Regions from separate parts of the Homo sapiens genome. Here region 1 is linked to region 2. Evidence: chromatin loops called from intact Hi-C (ENCODE). Cell type or tissue: K562. All regions are shown on one strand.

Region 1 (2,500 bases), 63 kb after region 2:
CCCACCTCAGCCTTCTGAGTAGCTGGGACCAGAGCTGCATGCCACCATGCCTGGCTAACTTTTAAAATTTTGTAGAGATGAGGTCTCTGTTTTGCCCAGCCCAGGTCGGGGAGCGGAGGGATGTTGGAAGAAAACGGGCACCTCCAGGAATGTCCACTGTGAGGCACCACCCACCAGGGCCGGGGATTGGTGGAGAGGGAGGATAAAGCCCCAGGGTTGCTGACGCAGCTCCCAGACAGGAGCTGGTTTGGTGGAAACCAGAGCCCTGGTCTCCCTCCAACTGCTCCGGAGCCTCCCGCTACTCTACCCCATGCGTCCTGCTGCTCTGCTGATCGACTGTCCCACTGACCTGTAGCTGAACCTCCCACCAGGGCTTGAGGACTTAGTTTGAACTGGTTCCTTTCCCAGACCCCTTTCTCCTCCACCTCCTCCTCCTCCAGGTGCCCAACAGCCCCCCTTCAGTCCCCTCCCCTCCTCTCCTCTCCCTTCCCTTCCCCAACTGCGATCCCATCCCCATCCCCATCCCTATCCCCTTCCCTCCCCCAGCCCTAAGCCACCCCCACCTGTGCCCTGGCCACCTCAGGGCGCCCTGAGAGGACCAGGACATGCGGCTGCGGTGGCTGCTCTTTTGGTTCCTCGTGCTGGGGTTTCCCAGCCATCAGTCCAGCCACGTGAGTACACTATGGACCCGCGGGGTTCCTTCCTTTTCGTTGGGCTGTCACGGGGCATGAAATAACACAGCTCACGCCCATAATCCCAGCACTTTCGGGGCCCAAGGTGGGCAGATCGCTTGAGTCCAGGAATCTGAGACCAGCCTGGGCATCATAGCAAAACCCCATCTCTACAAAAAATTCAAACAATTAGACGTGGCAGCGAGCGCCTGTAGTCCCAGCTACTTGAGAGGCTGAGGTGGGACGATCGCTTGGCCCCAGGAGGTGAGGGTTGCAGTGAGCCAGGATCGCCCCACTGCACTACAGCCTTGTCAACAGAGTGAGACCTTGTCTCATACAAAACGAAGTGAAATGTCATTTGAGTTCTGTGTCATCTGGTTTGATGACTTTCTAGGAACTTCTGAGTCATCTGTGTCTTCTGCTCTTGGGAGCTGCCTCCAGGGAGTCCGTGTCCAATCAGAGTGATGGGGCCCCAGAAGCCCATCGGATGGGAGAGAAAAGAACTGCACCCTGCTGGGATGTTTGCAATGCGGAGTCACCAGGAGTGACATGACCAGGATGTGAATGAGGACTCTATTGTCCTTTGTTCTGTAAAACGTGTCTTGTGCAGATGGTTGATTTACCCAAAGCAGAAAGGGTCTTAAAGTCCTTATAATTGTCCAAATGGAAAGAAATCACAGGTTTCTACTTTGAAAGGTTTCACCCTCACATTATAAAACCTCTCCACTATGCTCAGGAGAGGGCATCTTATAGAGATGAGGGTATTTGTTCTGAGTGGCATGCACCAGATTCTCAGAGAGGGAGCTGGAGAAGCCCAGTGATGGGGAGCAACCACTGCGTCAAGGCAGACTCACCCCACATGAGTGCCTCCAACTCCAATCAAAGAAGAGTCTCTTGATTCTTTTGAGTCTATGAAGGAGGAAGTGTCTTGATGATCTTGGTTGGAATGTTCTTGCCTTTATCTGGCTGCCTTTTCATAGATCAGTTACACTCTCTTTCCCTACCTCACCTTTGAAGACTTGGATACATTTTCCTCATTGCATTTTCCACGTCCACCCTTGCTCATGGCCGTCGACTGTCAGAACCTAAGCTTTTCCTGGCCCCATTGGACCTAATCTGGGTAGGAGCCCGCTACTGATAACCTGCATCCAGATAATTGTCAGATGTGACAAGAGTGCCCAAGACGGAGGATGTTTTCCTGGTCAGTGACAAGATGACCTTTGTCCTTCTTGTGCATTTGATCCACATCTTTAATTAACCATTGTGCCCAGAGCTCCTGCCTCCTTTCAGATGGAGGCTACTCAGCGACAGTGCATCTCTCCCAGGAGCCCAGGCTGCACTCACCTCCGCTGTGAGGCTGAAGACAAAAGTGCCACAGAGCTCAGAGGCTGCTTTCTAGAGAGGTTTGATTTGCACAAAACTGAGTCTTGGTATGTGGATTGGTCTTAGTTGCATTTTGAATTTATTTTCTCCCCCAATACTTGTAAATCCAGTGTTTGTAAAATAATATGTGTGCCTTGTGTGGTGGTGGCCATACATTCCAGGAAGTTTGTATTGCCTTCCATGTGGATTTCCAAGGGTGCTCCTGAGTGCTTCAGGTGCAATGCTCTAAAATATGAAGGTGAACTCTTTTTAGTGGTTACTTGGTATCGTGTTTTTAACTGACCTCAATTCTCACAGTTTCAATCATAATTCCAAGGAGACTATGTTATGCAAATCTGTATGGACTTTGAAAATCTGACATGAAGTTCCCCGTTTCGGCAGAGGTGAATATTGGTTTTCAAAAGTTAATGTTTATAGATACTGGCTAAACAACAATCTGTGATTAT
Region 2 (2,500 bases):
ACGAAGAGCACTTGGAGATGGCAATGCTGAACCTCACACTGTAGGACTCACACACGACTCCAACGGGATTGTGAGAATCAAGTCACTCTCGTGGGAAGAGTTTTTATATGGGAAAGCGGATAAAACTTTCATTGGACTGGAATGTTTGGAGAATGTTAATTTCCAAATCAGGAACCACAAACTGCCCTCTGATAAGACATCGGCTATCTAAGCTTGTGGGTGCTCCCTTTCTGCCAGCAGTTCTGGTTCTTAAGAAAATCGCCATCAATCAGACATGAAAACTCTGGCTCCAAAAATAGCATTTTCTTTGTGCAAATAAAAACGTGTGTATCAAGTATGATGTTCCCCCCAACGTGGACACACTCGGTTCCTCACAAAGCCAAGCCCGCTGCAGCTGCCACATCTGTGGACACACTCGGTTCCTCACAAAGCCAAGCCCGCTGCAGCTGCCACATCGGTGGACACACTCGGTTCCTCACAAAGCCAAGCCCGCTGCAGCTGCCACATCCCTGGACACACTCGGTTCCTCACAAAGCCAAGCCCACTGCAGCTGCCACATCCCTGGACACACTCGGTTCCTCACAAAGCCAAGCCCGCTGCAGCTGCCACATCGGTGGACACACTCGGTTCTTCACAAAGCCAAGCCCGCTGCAGCTGCCACATCGGTGGACACACTCGATTCCTCACAAAGCCAAGCCCACTGCAGCTGCCACATCCCTGGACACACTCGGTTCTTCACAAAGCCAAGCCCGCTGCAGCTGCCACATCCCTGGACACACTCGGTTCTTCACAAAGCCAAGCCCGCTGCAGCTGCCACATCCCTGGACACACTCGGTTCCTCACAAAGCCAAGCCCGCTGCAGCTGCCACATCCCTGGACACACTCGGTTCCTCACAAAGCCAAGCCCGCTGCAGCTGCCACATCGGTGGACACACTCGGTTCTTCACAAAGCCAAGCCCGCTGCAGCTGTCACATCGGTGGACACACTCGGTTCTTCACAAAGCCAAGCCCGCTGCAGCTGCCACATCGGTGGACACACTCGATTCCTCACAAAGCCAAGCCCACTGCAGCTGCCACATCCCTGGACACACTCGGTTCTTCACAAAGCCAAGCCCGCTGCAGCTGCCACATCCCTGGACACACTCGGTTCTTCACAAAGCCAAGCCCGCTGCAGCTGCCACATCCCTGGGCTTATGGTGCAGCAGGTGCTTTTTTCAAGACAGGAATCAAAATGTTAGGAACACGGCAGAAAGGTGACACCTGGAGACCAAACGCAGGATGAGGAGTACTGCAGAGGTCACAGGGAAGTCACAGAACAGTAATACGCTAGCAGGGGCATGGGGCGTGAAGAACAGAAGAAGAGAGGAAGTGTTTCCGAGCCTCCAGAAAAGAAATCAGAGCCAAGCACAGCTTCCCGGGTCACAGAACCAATTCATTCACCAGGTGGCACTACTGCCATCATTTCAGCTTCTGGCCACTGGGAGGCGCTGCTCGAAAGGATTTGCCCTGAGACTCTGAGAAGAAGCTGTGGGAAGGACAGCAGGGGTCCCGGGGTTTTAGCCTCTGGCCCAGGAGTTATGTGTCCATAACCAAAGGGAGCACAGTCTGCACCCAGCTCTAATCCCATCGGAGCTGCTGCGACTCCCGCAGGTTCTTCCGGAACTGGTTTAGCTTGCCCGCAGGATCAGGAAAGTTTGAGAAAAGCACCTGCAAAAAAATAAAGAGCAGAGCTTACCTCATTGCCTGTCCCCACCCCATCCCATGTCACCACCTGGCTGACCCCAGGTCCCCTACCCAACAACAACCCCTCCCAAGTTCCTAACTCCCTCACTTGGACTCGAGACTCTTCATGCCCCAGCAGCGCTCTGCCTCCAACTTGACATCATGCTTTCTGGAAACTTCCCCGTATGTCCCACTTTCCCACACTTGGTGCCCTGGAGCACCTCCTGGCCTCTACATGCTGTATGTTCCCCTGCGAGCACCCTCCTCTTGGCCTCCGGCCAAGTCCCACCCATCTGTGGGTAACAAGGGGGTGTCGGTGTTCTTTTCAGCCTTGCTAAACTGTCTGAATCAAGGATCACAAACTACAGCCTGCAGGCCAAATCCAGCCCACAGCCTGTGTTTGTAAATAAAGTTTTATTCGAACAAAGCCACACCCCTTAATCGACAGATGATCTGTGGCTACTTTCACACCACAACAGAGTACCATGGTTCTGACAGAGACTGGGGGACCCAGTCTAAATGACTTCTGACCTGGACCTTTACTGAAAATCCTGCCAATCATTCTGTTGGCAAGAATGATGTATTACTTTTAGCAATAAGAAACAAGTAACCTTTGCAGAATTCCACCCATCTTTCAAGGCTGGTCCCAGAAGCTCCCTTTGCCCACGCACCTACCTGACCCTGATCACTTCCTAAACTGCAGCCCGGCCCACCCGGCTCCAGCATCATTTGTGGAATGTCAGCTCCATAAATCCAGAGGGCAGGTGGGGGTGTGTCC

What was found. A loop is a pair of places that touch in the nucleus more often than their neighbours do. Peaks named below come from ENCODE experiments on the same cell type or tissue, not always from the same donor. Only the 100,000 strongest peaks of a DNase experiment are listed, where the experiment ranks them.
Region 1: it touches region 2 in a loop (9-fold over the local background); 41 of 110 quality-filtered maps call a loop at or near these places.

The regions. Positions count from the first base shown.
Region 1 is chr11:3,344,494-3,346,993 of GRCh38, reverse strand. No RefSeq gene overlaps it. Among named protein-coding and RNA genes, the nearest start is that of ZNF195, 33 kb to the left of the region's middle. In K562, no CTCF peak of the experiment used is centred here; a DNase peak (open chromatin) is centred at 1,133.
Region 2 is chr11:3,407,893-3,410,392 of GRCh38, reverse strand. It overlaps the pseudogene TSSC2 and the pseudogene FAM86GP. Among named protein-coding and RNA genes, the nearest start is that of ZNF195, 30 kb to the right of the region's middle. RefSeq lists enhancers at 106-606, 607-1,107. In K562, a CTCF peak has its summit at 1,477 (motif pointing right); a DNase peak (open chromatin) is centred at 1,504.